Linked DNA regions of Homo sapiens: all the other regions are linked to region 2. A link is a contact called in ENCODE Hi-C or POLR2A ChIA-PET data. All regions are on one chromosome and are shown on one strand. The core of a region is the stretch at or near the end of the contact, and the rest is flanking DNA. Distances in the headings are between cores, read along the strand shown. Region 1 overlaps LOC107985856 (a long non-coding RNA gene). Region 2 overlaps LOC102724948 (a long non-coding RNA gene). Region 3 has its middle 27 kb from the start of RHOB.

Evidence for each region. A loop is a pair of places that touch in the nucleus more often than their neighbours do. ChIA-PET counts read pairs that join two places held with the same protein, here RNA polymerase II (POLR2A). Pooled maps may share reads with other maps.
Region 1: a loop to region 2 is called in a map of gastrocnemius medialis, with 2.7 times the contacts of the local background. The contact joins two enhancer-like sites. A Hi-C loop is called at or near these places in 7 of 168 maps with a recorded cell type or tissue (HepG2, PC-9, breast epithelium and 3 more), 1 of 37 single-sample maps with no recorded cell type and 2 of 50 pooled maps. POLR2A ChIA-PET finds 5 or more read pairs at or near these places in 4 of 52 experiments (HepG2, PC-3, T-cell and 1 more).
Region 3: a loop to region 2 is called in a map of right lobe of liver, with 2.3 times the contacts of the local background. The contact joins two enhancer-like sites. A Hi-C loop is called at or near these places in 7 of 168 maps with a recorded cell type or tissue (heart left ventricle, heart right ventricle, right cardiac atrium and 2 more) and 1 of 50 pooled maps. POLR2A ChIA-PET finds 5 or more read pairs at or near these places in 2 of 52 experiments (HepG2 and activated naive CD8-positive, alpha-beta T cell).

Annotation. Positions count from the first base shown.
Region 1 is chr2:20,494,849-20,499,511 of GRCh38, forward strand. All of the region lies in intron 1 of LOC107985856 (a long non-coding RNA gene), which reads right to left. Among named protein-coding and RNA genes, the nearest start is that of RHOB, 50 kb to the left of the region's middle. Within about 2 kb of position 1,388, at least 4 of the 41 ENCODE cell types and tissues checked have a DNase peak (open chromatin) inside an H3K27ac peak, as active enhancers do; they include breast epithelium and gastrocnemius medialis, where a contact is called at or near this core.
Region 2 is chr2:20,533,667-20,538,429 of GRCh38, forward strand. The region is part of intron 2 of LOC102724948 (a long non-coding RNA gene); the gene reads right to left. Among named protein-coding and RNA genes, the nearest start is that of HS1BP3-IT1, 56 kb to the right of the region's middle. RefSeq lists an enhancer at 705-1,702. Within about 2 kb of position 3,089, at least 7 of the 41 ENCODE cell types and tissues checked have a DNase peak (open chromatin) inside an H3K27ac peak, as active enhancers do; they include breast epithelium, gastrocnemius medialis and right lobe of liver, where a contact is called at or near this core.
Region 3 is chr2:20,471,565-20,475,869 of GRCh38, forward strand. No RefSeq gene overlaps it. Among named protein-coding and RNA genes, the nearest start is that of RHOB, 27 kb to the left of the region's middle. Within about 2 kb of position 2,930, at least 6 of the 41 ENCODE cell types and tissues checked have a DNase peak (open chromatin) inside an H3K27ac peak, as active enhancers do; they include right lobe of liver, where a contact is called at or near this core.

The DNA of each region.
Region 1 (4,663 bases), core at 138-2,637, 41 kb before region 2:
GAGAGACAGAGTCAAAGTTTGAAACCATATCTGTTGATCCCCAAAGTTCAGGCTCTTTTCTTGTGGATGGTGATGGCCTGGGTCACACTTCATAATAGTACTGCCCTCCTTGGAGGATCCAGCAGTGCCCTGCTTCTGTTAGAATTGCAAATGAGAACCCTCCGACCAGACTGAGCATTGGCCTGCCCCACTCCAGGGCCAAAGAGATTACCACCTTCTGGGGCTCTAGTCTGACCCTTGTTCCTCAGCTGAGGCCCCTCACAGCCTGGGGAATGAGGGCCCTGAAATTGTGTCTCTCCTATAGCAGAGAAATAATAATACAATACTCATAGGTAAACTATAAAATAATAATAATAATAATAATGCAGAACAGTAATAATAGCTAATGTAGTACTAGGCATTGCTCTAAACTTTCTAAATATCCATCCATCTAATCGTTTAACTATTCTAGTACTAGTAACATTGCCCCCTTTAGATGAGAAAACTGATGCACAAAGCATTTAACTAACTGGCCCAAAGTCACACAGCTAGAAAGGGACAGAACCAAGATCCAAAATCCATTAATCTTCATTTTTTTTTTTTTTTTTGCTCTGCTGCCCAGGCTGGAGTGTAGTGGCACAATGTCAGTGACATGATCACAGCTCACTGCAGCCTCGACCTCCTGGGTTTGAACAATCCTCCCGCCTCAGCCTCCCGAGTAGCTGAGACTTCAGGTACATGCCACCATACCCAGCTAAGTTTTGTATTTTTTGTAGATATGAGGTTTCACCATGTTACCCAGGCTGGTCTCAAACTCCTGAGCGCAAGCAATCCCCCAGCCTCGGCCTCCTGAAGTGCTGGTATTACAGGCACGAGCCACTGCACCTGGCCCAATTTTTTGTTTTGTTTGTTTTCTGGCTACTTATCCCCAAGTTCTAAGAGCCTGTGCACTTGATTTCTGTCTAACTCCCCCAAAGCAAGTTAGCACTTGTGGTACTTACCATGCGCTGGACATTGTTAAAAGTATTAGATTAGTGCAAAAATAATTGCGGTTTTTGACATTACTTTAAAATATATTAATATACTAAATATTAATTGTTCTGAGACAAATTTAAGAAGTAGAGGAGCTCCCTTATTACCTTTAAAAGTCTCATTTTAAAGATAGGGAGTCTAAGCACAGAAAAGCCAAATCACTGTCTGAGGTCACACAGCGTTTACATAAATGGCAGAGGTAGAATTTGAACCCACGCATACTGACTCTAGAGTTTATACTCATAAACATTTACTATATTAACAGAGAGGCTCTGAGATTCCAATGCCCTCATTATACATTCCCTGTTTCTAGAGAAGAGCCCAAGAATCCCCAAGGGGCATTTTGGCATTCACTGGAGCAAGAACAACTGGTCATCCCTGATTCCTACTCTTCTGTTGTTGAGGAGCTAGTCGTTGCCTGGTGACTCACTGTGCTGGGAGGGACAGACTAGCCTTTACTGTCCAGCTAATGTCCCTGGTGGCATGCCACCACCCTCCAGGTGTGGGGGTGGCTGAGCTCCAGGATGAGTGAGTCCACTCTGGGTTTGGGGTGGGGCAGTGGTGTGGGGGCAGAGACGTTCAGGGGACAGACTACACGGAGCCCCTCTCCCACTTTCTACCTCATTAGGATGAAAAGACAAAAGCAATTCCAAGCAAATGTAGCAGAAGTTGTCCCCCTAGTTCTGCTCATGTCCTGGCAAAGAGTGCGGACTGAGCCTGCTGACTCATGGCACTCTAGTTCAGGTCTCCCACTAGAAGACAAAGCAGGGTCAGGGCACACAGTGTTGCCCTCAGGACACCATGAAGCTCAAGGAAGCCTGGAGCGGTGGCTGGCTGAGGAGCAGGCCGCTGCTAGGCAGCTTTGTGCGTTTCGTGACTTTGCTGGAAATGCATCAAACGCTTGGCAAAAACACTTCCTCCTCCAGTGACAGGCACTCACGTTTCAGAAGGCATCAAATTGCTCTGAAAGGTGACAATAGCACCTGTCAACTTCTGCACATAGAACACTGTTTTCTACTGCAAGAATGTTTTTCTTGATCTTCTGGAACTGTATAGACTGCAGACCAAGCATCATCCATGTCCTGAAGCCCAGCTGGGTGGCGGATGGGACATGGGAGGGCAGGACAATGTCTGCAGAGGTGGTGGAGAGCACGGGGGAGCGGTGCCTTCTCAGCACTCCATTTGCCGGGTGGGGTAGGAGGGGAGGGTGAGGGTTCTGGGACATTCTTGAGCCCCAGGCACAGCTGCGAAGGGCAGTAGCTGCAGAGCCCCCGCATGGGGCTGAGCGTGGCCTCTCCTTCCTTGGGCTGAGTGGACAACCTCCTGCTCCCTCAGCTATATTGCTGGCTGGGGTTGGCAGAGGCCAGGCACTCAGTCCTCATCCACAGCGAGGTGTGAGTAAGTGGAGAGGGGGAAGCTGGCTTCCAAGGTGAAGAACAACGGGGACAGAAGTGCAGAGGCGGCGTGGTGCCTGGTGCTTTCGGGGGACTGAAAAGAGGACACGTTTATTATTTTGATGCATTTGTGACTTAAGCTGAACTCCTTCCTATGGGCAATGCTGCTGAAATAGGGGATGTGTGTAGGGCAGCTGTGGCAAAAGTGAATGCTGAGGAAGTCGGGAAGGGCTTTGAGCTAGGTTGGGACAGGAGCAGGAGGTGAGTCCACCTGCAGGGTGGAGGAAAGCTGGATGGGCGTGCACACTGGGGGCTGACCAGTGGCCCGGGGAGGCCGTTATGGGCTGAACAAGGAACAGAGTGGAGAGAGTGGAGGGAATGGAAAGGGGGACGCAGCAGGAGCCCCAGTGAATCTGAGAATCTAGGGTGTGCTGCTCCCCTCAGCCTGAGCTCAACAAAATGCTCCAGGCTTTCCCCTCCCCTGTTAGGAGCTTGGTGGACCCCCACGTCTGGCTTATGCTCTATTGCAGTGACAAGAGGCCTAGTGGAAATGACTGTTGGGTGTAGAAATGGTGACGATACTTCCTACTGGATGCCCTGAAGATTGGGGAAGATGGAGCATCACCCGAGTGAGTCATTGCCGGGCCATGATGCCAAGATGGGTCCTCCCCAACAGCTACTGCTCCTGGCTCTCCCCAGGTGCCCCCCAGAAGTCCTGTTGCAGGCCACCTGCCACAGCAGCTCTTGAGTCTGCCACTGGTTTAGGTGCTGGAACCTCAAGGGCCAGAGCCCTTCTCTGTCCCCTTGTCCCATTTTCCCCAGGGTCCTACTATCTCTACATTTAGGCCTAGACCACTGCCATAGGGTACATGAATGGATGCCAGAGAAGAGAAACCCCACTCATTCTTCCCTGACAGGTGACCCACTGTTCCCAAGGATAAATCCAGGGCATTTTTAATATACTTTCTTGCTAAGGTAGCAAAACACAAGTTAAATATCTTTAACAGCTGATTCTGATGGGCAGCCTTTTAGCAGGAAACCCAAAGATGGTGCCTGAATGCAGTGGCTTACGAATGTTACCCTCCCAACTCCCATTAATGGAGCACTTACTGTGGGCCGGGAATGGTATTGGCACATCTAATTGTGTGTGTGTGTGTGTGTGTGTGTGTGTGTGTGTGATCTTGTTCTTTTTACAAATTGAGATGTAATTCAATACCATAAAACTCACCCTTTTAAAGTGTACAATTCTGGTTTTAAAATATATTCACATGGTTGTGCTATCACCAGCAGTAATTCCAGAACTTTCCCATCACTCCTAAAAAGGAACCCTGTACCCATGAGCAGTCACACCTCGCTCACTCCTCCCTCATTCCTGGAAATCGCTAATCTACTTTCGGTCTCTATGGATTTGCGTATTCTGGATATTTCATATAAATAGTATCATACAGTGTATGGTCTTTTGTTTTCCACATAATTAAAATTTAGTTCGCGTAATGTTTTCAAGGTTCTTCCACATTATAGCATCTATCACTTCTTCATTCCTCTTTGTGGCTGGGTAATAGTCCATTGTATGGATATACACATTTTGTTTATCCATTCATCAATTGATGGAAATTTTGGGCTGTTTCTACTTTGGGGCAATTATCAATAATACTACTATGAATATTCTGTTTTTGTGTGAACATATGTTTTCAGTTCTGTGGTGTATATCCTTAGGAGTAAAATTGCTGCCTCACATGGTAACTTTATGGTTAACTTTTTAAATAACTGCCAAACTGTTCTTGGTAGCCATGCACCATTTTACTTTTCAGCCAGCAATGCACCAAGGTTCTAATTTCTCTACATCCTCACCAACATTTGTTATTTTTCTTTTTTTTAAATTACAGCCATCCTAGTAGGAGTGAAATGACATTTAATCTTTATAACTACCTTATGAATAAAATGCTATTATTATCCTCATATTACAGATAACAAAATAGAAGTGAAAAGAAATTAATTTGTCAGAGATCACACTTTTAACACATTTCAAATGCTAGACTTTAGGGAGGGGGTAGGGCCACATATTACTTCCCTCTGTCACTTAGGTATCACCCAGCCCACCTCCTGGAAGCACTAGCTGGGTCCAGGAATTCCTCCTCTGGTGCAGTTCAGATCTTGGGGACACTCACACATCTCCTTGGGAGGAGTGGCGGGGCATGGGGATCTGGGTTTGTCCATAGAGCACTTGCAAACTGGATGAGGCTGTAGGCCCTGCAGGA
Region 2 (4,763 bases), core at 1,839-4,338:
CAAAGTGCTAGGATTACAGGTGTGAGCCACCGCGCCCAGCCGAGGAGTGGTTCTTAACCCTTGCTACTAGCAGCCCTCTGGGGCTGAGAGAGCTCCCTCCTGGGAGCCTGTGGGCCTCCCCACTTGAGCAGGGCCCCAAAGACTCACCCAGGGACTTCTCCTCCTGCTACCATTTCTACCAATTGTTTGCAGCCTGCTCTTGTGTCCAGGGTGCTAGAGGGCACCTTTCTTGCCCACAACTGCCTAGCCCAACCTCCCACTGCATACATCCACTCTCCCACGCCCCTAGGAAGCCATTACTCACCTTCAGGACACAGCCCATGTGTTCATGTGTAGCATTTGTTCAACAAGAGCTTGTCAAATGGCTCCTACGGATAAGGTAAGGCGAGGTTGGACGGTGGGTCATTGGAAGCAGGTCGGCCCCAGTCCAGGGCTCTTACCCTTGGCTGTAGTGCCTGGATAGGTTGGGAGTCCACCTGGGAGCTTGAGTGCCCTTGCCAATGGTGAGGCCTGTCCTGGCCGTGGCTCCACCTGAGCCCCTGGGGTGCCAGAGCAACAACATGAGGCCCGAGGGGCCGACAAACACAGCTGGAGGAGGTTGGGAATACAGTATTAATGAGCACCTGATGTGTAACAGGGGGTAAAACCAGCCGTCTCTGCCCTCGTGTTGCTCACTACTGGGTGAGGAGAGGGAGGCAGCTGGAGCTGTGCCAGTTACTGATTCTGACGCTTTGCACACTCAGGGGGATCCATGCCTTGCCCCAGCCCTGAGGCCCTTCCCTTTGGAGCTTCAAAGTGAGCCCCAGGGGGATGGAGGAGGGAGCTCTGACTCCAGGGTGGGGACCAGGAAGCCCTCACAGAGGAGCTGGACTTGAACATTGCATTGGCTTTTGATAGTCAAAGATGAGGAAGGGCATTCAGGTGGAGGGAACAGCATTTGTGAAGGCTGGAGGTCAGGAGAGATGGCTACGTGGAGGTGTGAATAATCTGGGCTTTCCCGGTGGGGATTGGTAGGTGCAGAGGCTGGGAAATAGGGTGAGCAACCATCCTGGTTTCCTGGGACTGAGGGGCTGCCCAGGACACAGGACTTTCCGTGTGAAAACCAGGGAAGTCCTGAGTAAACTGAGATGAGTTGGTCACTGTACTGGGAAAGCTAAACTGGATTCGGAGACAAACAGGCTCTGCATATACTGGTAAAAGGTTTGGTGCCATGAAGAGTTATAGAAGGATATTTTGTAAGGGAAAGGGGAGGAAGCAGCAAGTACGTTCCATCGGGGTGCACGAGTGTCTGGACAGGTGGCTGGAGACCGATGACAGGAGTCTGGCAACGGGCGCCCGGGTCCTGAGTGCCCGGATCTGTGGCAGGGCTGAGTCTGCTGATTGTGGCCAGAAGGCTGTGGCCCTGGGGGCAGGAAGCCAGGCACATTGCTGTCCCATGCCTGTTACAAGGTGGCAGAGGCCCGCATGGTGCGGGCTCTGGTCTCACACCCCTGGCTTTGAGGCCATCCTGTGTCCAGTGTGCCCTTGGAGACAGCCTGTTGAGGATGGCATCCCCAATTTGGGACTGCAGTTATGCAGAGTGATACTCTCGTCTGCATGACTACCACGATGGTGATAACAGCTGGGGCCGGTGGGCAGTGGGCACCTCTATCTAGGGTGCTCTGCCTGGGTAGACTCCTCTGAGAACCCCACATTGACCCCACAAAGAGAAATGCTAGTGCTGGGTGTTCGGACTTCAGCCAGGGAGCTGTCAGTAGCTATGTCTAAGGTGTCTCAGCCTTTGTTAAAAAGCCAGTACAGGACCACCCTGGGCAACACAGGGACACCAAGTCTCTACAAAAAAAAAATTAAAAATTAGCTGAGTGTGGTGGTGCGTAAGCTACTCAGGAGGCTGAGGCCCAAGGATCACTTGAGCCCGGGTGGGGGGTTGGTCAAGGCTACAGTGAGCCGTGATTGCACCACTGCATTCCAGCCCTGACAGAGCAAGCGCCTATCTCAGAAAACAAACAAACAAACACAAACAAACAAAAGCCAACACAGGAGAAGGGGGCAGGATGGGGACTTTCTACTTCTCTCTACCCTTAGTGAGTATGCATTTTGCTAAGGATCAAGGATTCGTGCCCACCATGGACACCATAAGGAAGGGAGCGACTCCTGCAGGCTTCTTTGTGTAGCTTTAGGGTCTGGAAGGACCAATTCTGGCCAGAAACAACAAGACCTCTTTCTTGGGCATGAGGCTGTGGTAGGGGCTCCTCTAAGCCTCTTAAGAGGTACCTGGGGCCAGGTGCGGTGGCTCACGCCTATAATCCCAGCACTTTGGGAGGCCGAGGTGGGTGGCTCACCTGAGGTCAGGAGTTCGAGACCAGCCTGGCCAACATGGCAAAACCCCGTCTCTACTAAAAATACAAACAACTGGCTGGGCATGTTGGCAGGCACCTGTAATCCCAGCTACTCGGGAGGCTGAGGCAGGAGAATTGCTTGAACCTGGGAAGTGGAGGTTGCAGTGAGCCAAGATCATTGCAGCCTGGGCAACAGAGCAAGACTCTGTCGCAAAAGAAAAAAAAAAAAGGTACCTGGGAGGAGGGGAGTGGAGAGTTACTGGTTAAGGGGCAGAGTTTCTGTTTTGGAAATAGTGATGATGGTTTCACAACATTGTGAATGCAATTACTGCCACTTAATTATACACTTAAAGATGGTTAAAATAGCAATATGTTACGTATCTATTTTACCATAATTTAAAAAAAATTGTCAAGGTCATAAGAAGCAAGGAAACCCTGAGAAGTGGTCCCAGGTGAAAGGAGACCAAAGGACGTGACAACTAAATGCAACGTGGCAACCGGGATTGGGCCTAGGCAAGAAAAATGACACTGTAATGTCCCTTAAGGAAAAACTCTAAAATCCAAATAAAGTCTGTAGTTCAATTAATAGTATTGTTCCAATGTTAATTTCTTTGCTTTGACAAGTGTACCACGGTTATGTAAGACGTTAACACTAGCGGAAGCTGGGTGAGGGTACATGGGAACGAACTCTCTGTACTATCGTTGCAACTTGTCTGTAATGATTCCAAAATAAAAAGTTGAAAAACCCAAAGACAAACAAGGGCCAGGCCTGCCAAGAAGAGCTGGGACACGGGTTTGGCACCTGGGCCTTGGGCTCTGCCTGGAAAAAGCCAAGGAGTCCTGGAGCTGGCTCTCAGCTGGCAGGAGGACCTGCTGCCAACTCTGCAGAGATGGGCCAGTTCTGGAAAGATGAGACAGGTGGGCGTGGGAGCTCCAGGGTGGGCCGCAGGCAGTGCCTGAGCCCTGGCCATGGCTGCTCTGTGAGCTCTCTGCTGGTGTTTCAGTACTTTCCTAGGTTCAGCAGGATCTCAACTCTCCAAAGGGAGGGCTCTGCATCCCCTCTGGGTTGGCTTAGAAACCTGTGTCTGTCACTGAGGGCTCAGGCGGGCCCTGCAGGCAGATAAGGCCATGGGTCTGGCTGCAGCCCTCGCCTAGCCACACATGGACAACAGAGGGTTAACGGCCCTCTCCAGGTGCTGCTCCGTCCATCCAGACCCTGCACCCCAGGCTGTAATCACTGGAGGAGTTCTTCCTGCCCACTGCATGAAGAAAGGTCGTGGAATTGCAGTAAAGAAAGAATTGAACAGACCCAAGGCCCGCCGTGCCATGTGGGAGACAGAGTTAGTACTGAAATTATCTTCAAAGCTTGTAGGTTAGGGGTTTTTCAAAGGCAGTTTGGGGGAAGAGTTGGGGGTGGCCAGGTAACAGGTGCTTGCTGTTGGCAGAGATGAAATCTTAGGGGGTCGAAGCTGTCCTCCTGGGTGCTGAGTCACTTCTGGGTGGGGCCACAGGGGCAAGGTTGGCGGGTCCAGGTGGAGCCATGGGTGTCAGACATGCAAAAGGCCTGAAAAGGTATCTCGGAAGGCCGACCTTAGGTTCACAACATTGGCATTATTTGCAGGAGTAATTAGGGAAGTTGCCTGTCTTCTGACCTCTGGCATCGTGGCTGACAGTCTTTTATGTCTGCGCCTTAGCAGGAGTCAGGGCCCTCTACTCCCCCAGGCCTGATGGCCTCTCATTAGCTTTACAAAAGCAGCTGCGTTTTGGGACAAGGCCTGTTACCATTTAAACTACAGCCTAAATGTCTTCAAAGTTAGCTCGGCCCAATACCCAGGAATAAGGAAGGGAAAGGAAAGATTGGGGGTAGGTTAGCTGAGATCTCTTTCACTGTCATAATTTTCTCACTGATACCATTTTTGCAAAGGTGGTTTCAAGGCCTCCTCCAGAAGGCATTTCTGCTCACTCCACTCCCTGATCAGAGATGGCTCCCTAGTGCTGAAAATCAATTCAAACGTCGCCTGACACCTGTGTCTTTTCCGTCTTTTCCGGCCGCCTCCAGCCTTCTTTCTCTGCCTGGCTTCTCCCCGTGGGGTGGGCCCTCCATGCCTACCAGCTGACCAGATACACCAGCCCCAAAGGGCCAGCTTCACTCAGGACCTTTGCTCCTGTGGTGTTTTGTTTTGTTAATCTCCACAATATTCAAATTCTGTTTCTCAAGGTCCAGGTGAAACTCCAGGGTCCGTGGATCTTTCCTGGCATTTGCGACTGGCCTATCTGGGGTCATTGCTTTGTCTTCACGCTCGTCTCCCACAAGTCTGTTAGGTCCCCTTTCTCTCACTCCCTGGAGCTCAGCTCAAGCCCTGGCACAAGGGAGATCTTGTTAAGGAGTGACGTGTTTGGTGTGTTAGCAGGCATCTATCTGAA
Region 3 (4,305 bases), core at 1,680-4,179, 62 kb before region 2:
TTTGCCACTGCTTTTTTAAAAACTAAAAACGTGTGTTCAGTTGAACAAATAGAAAACACAGATTGGAAAGGTAGATGTTTTACAATTTCAAAGTCAATGTCACTATTAGAATTGATTTTTTTTCTGTAAGATATTATTGATTTTAATTTTCATTAACTGCCAGAAGGAAGCAGGACATCCAAGGTTATTTGGTCCAAATCTCTCATTTTAAAGATGGAAAATGAGGCCCATCGAAGCTGGGTGGTTGTTTAAGGTCACACAGCTCATCAGGAGCAGGAGTGAGAATCCAGGTCATCCTCCTGGACCCCTGCTATCTCTCTCCCATAAAGTTCTTAAGAGATTTTAGTAATTAAGTAAACATTCATTCAGATTAAAGATGTGAGGACTAACTGGAATGGGACATGGCACGTTTTCAGGACACTGGCAGGATAACCTTAGTAGGTTTTATGGGTTTTTGTTCTTTCATTTTTTGTTCATCCATCACCACCTCTTTATGGAGCAACTGCCTTATGCCACACCCTGTGCTTAAAACTAGGAATTCCAAGTTGAATCAGAGGTGGTTTGTGTTCTGAAAGGAGTGTGTGTGTATGTGTGTGTGTCCCAAACAAGAAGTCCTCTCTATAGTGTCCTTTACTAGAGATGGCTTAGCCTTGGCTTCAACTCTTCCAGTTGGCAATCTGCATTGAGAGCTCTGGTCCACTGACTTGGAAAGCCCAGAGGAGTCAGAGGTCCCAGTGTCCCCTTGGGGAGGGATGTCTTTCTCTGCTTTATTTCAAGCAGGGCTGAGGGCTGATTCCCTGGAGCTCAGCACACAGACACCACACAGAAACAGTCCCAGGAGCACAGAATGCCAGTGCTGGATTATGTGATCTTTATTTGTCAGATGAGAAGATTGAGATCCAGAGCAGTTTAACCAGTTGCTTAACTAACTGATCCAGATGATAAGTGGATTCTCTAAACCATCCAAACTTCTGATTTATTCAGGAACTGAAAAATGGGAAGGGGTTCCCCTTAGAAATGACTTCACCCAAAATGCCTCTGCACCTAAGATAAGACATCTTGGAAAGGCATCAAGGTGGCTGTGGTCTCATCATGTCTTCATAGAATCTCCTGAAGTCATGGCTATTATGGAGGGTTCCAAGTGACTGGAAGCCAAATCCAACTGTCCCAAATGCCAGTTCCGCCCTTTGCCAAAGGGCTTTGTTGCCCAGCGGAGGCTGAGCCAGGTGTTAGACCTCTGCTGTCCCCATTTCCAGCCCGAGGAGCCTCTGGGAGCCTGCAGGGTGGTAGGGAGGGTGAAGTGTATGTTCAAAGCCTGTGGCTACTACAAGATTTTTAAATTTATGCACGGGATTATTGTTCTTCCTTCAAAGCCCAAGATAAAAGGATAAAAGCTACTCAGGAATGCCCTGCAGGGACATGAGGCTTTGATGCTGCTGGGAAGGCCGGGACCCTCCACTCAATAAGTAATTCAGCCCATCCACAGACTCAGAACCAAGGCCTCTTGAGTGGGAGAGATCTCAAAGTTGACTGAGCCCAGCTTCCCATGAAGGGTACTTCCCAGAGCAGTTCTGCCAAGGTGCCACCCTGGCCCAAGTTCCACCCCTCCAGAAACAGGGCCTGTGTGCCCTCAGGAGAGCACCATCTCCAGCCTTGGATAAGGCTGCCTTCCTGTAGGGAGAGGCCGCCCCCCTGTTCCGTCTACTGAGGGGCCCCAGCTCTGCCATCTGGAGCCTCACCCTGCTCTCCTCTGACTGTGGACGTTTAAGTCTAATATCTGCTGGGCTCCAGGCCAGCCACCCTTGGGTCAGCACTTGGCTGTCCCTGCTAGAAGTGACTGTGAAGGCTTCACCCTCCTCTGTCCAAGGCGGCTCCTGAAGGAGCAAGTTCCAGAGCTGGAACACCAGGACCCCCAAACTCCAGCTGTAGACTGACCAATGCCAAGCCAAGTAGGGCTGCCATCTCCCTGGCCTTTTGGGATTTCCTATCTTCTGCCTTGGAAACTCCACCATAGGCACGTCTTCTTAGCCCAGGCTTGAGGAGCCACCCCAGCTCTATTCCTCTTCGAGTCCTCCCATCTCAACATGAATTCTAGCTGGGAGCAAACATTTTCTAGGTGTTTGTTTGTTTTGAGACGAAGTCTCGCTCTGCTGCCCAGGCTGGAGTGCAGTGGCACGATCTTGGCTCATTGCAACCTCTGCCTCCTGGGTTTAAGTGATTCTCCTGCCTCAGCCTCCCGAGTAACTGGGATTACATGCGCCACCATGCCTGGCTAATTTTTTGTATTTTTAGTAGAGACGGGATTTCACCATCTTGGCCAGGGTGGTCTCAAACTCCTGACTTCAAGTGATCCACCCACCTTGGCCTCCCAAAGTGCTGGGATTACAGGTGTGAGCCACCATGCTGGGCCCTCTAGGTGTTTTGAAAATAGCTGCAGGACACAAACCACCAGGCTGCTTGCTGCCCTGGATTTGGGGGGCTTGAGCTTGGGGATCCAGGGTCACGGGCCCTGCAGGCTCAGCCCACCCTCTCAGGGCTGTGGGTCTCAGAAGCCTGTGTTCAGGTAAGCAGTAGCAGGAAGTGGAGATCTGGAAGCTGGAGCAGGAGCCCCAGCTCCACTGTCTTGTGGGGTTTGACCATTAACTGCTAATCCTCAGGCCTGTGTCTGGGCAATAGACTGAGGCCAGAGCAAGGCCGGTCACAGCACAGCTGGGGGAGCACTCAGGGCAGAGTGTGACCCTGAAGTCCCAGAGGTGACCTTGGGAGGACTGGGCAGTGTTTGCCTGGACTGTTCCTTAATGAGCTCACCCAAGCACATGGTCTTTCCCTTCCACACACTCACCCACATTTATATTCTGCAGAGTGATCCTGGCGAAAATGATTCTTTCATTGCCTGCCTAACCGGACGAGCAAAGCCCACAGGGGTTATTTGGACAAGAGTATAAAAGATCTCAAGAATGTGACCTGACCCAAAGAGCCCAAAGGGAATAATGGAAGCTTCTGCCAGGCCTTTGGGGATTAAGTGATGGGTATGGGGGCGGGTGGATGACTCTGTAATGGTCCTATTTCTGATGCACCAATAGGGACACAGTCTTAAAACAGGAAGAAGAACAAAGGGGAATGAACGTGCTCTGCAGTGGGCTGGGGAGCAGGGCAGGCTGATCACGCTTCAAAAAGCACTGTTTCCTCTTCCTTCACTATACATCATGACTCTGGGAATTAAAGTTTGTGCTTTGAGCGACGTGTGTGTGTGCTTATGTGTGTATAAATTGTGTGCCTCCATGTGTGGATTTGTGTCCCTTTATATGTGTGTGTGTTTGAGCGGATCATTATCTGTTTGATGACCTGAGAGAATGAGGACTGTGGGTCTCAGAAGCCCATGTTCAGGTAGGCAGTTGCAGGAAGCAGAGATCTGCAAGCTGGGGCAGGAGTCCCAGCTCCACTGTCTTGTCAGATTTGACCATTAACCACCAGTTCTCAGGGTTGTATCTGGGCAAGAGGCTGAGGCTGGGGCAAGGCCGGTCACAGTGCAGCTGGGGGAGTACTCAGGGCAGAGTGTGACCCTGAAGTCCCAGAGGTGACCTCATGAGGACTGTATACTGGTAGGAGACCTAGAAAAAGAACGAAATGTCCTGTCCCTAAGCCCAAGCCCAACTTGACTAGTGTCCCTAAGCCGAAGTCCAATTTGACTTATTCTGCTGATCACCCCTGCCTTCCCCCAAGGCCAACAATGGCATTGGACTAGAGCAAACAAAATGATTCAGACTTTGGGAAATAGACTGTTCTGGATTCTGGTGTCTTCCAGATTGCCTGACTGGGGAAGAAAATGGAAAGGGTGGAGCACACTAGGGTTAGACCATTTGCTCAGGGAGGTGGCTTGGAGTTTCACACTGAAGAGATGAGAATGTGGAGCTGCTCTAAGGGAATGTCATACAATGAGGACGAGCTCTGTTCAGCCCTGGGGCTGCATGAAGAAGAAAAGCTGACCAGAAATCAGCCTCTCCCTCAGATGGGGTGAGGATGCTACCCCAACTTGGGACCCTCCTTAGTATCATCTATCCTGTCTTGCTCTCAGTCACTTTCAGCCCAAGGCTATAGTCCAGGTTGTAATCTTCGTGGCAACTTCATAAGGACCTTCATCCATAAGGACATGTATGGATGAAACCCTTTGGGCCCTGCTGGAGATCTGGATATCTGCAGCCTCAGATGGGCCGTGGATGGTCAGGGCCAGAGAAAGAGCAATTTCAGTCACTCTGAAGCCTGAAGAGTTGGTTTTCAGGGCTTCTTGATGAATTTATTTCCCAA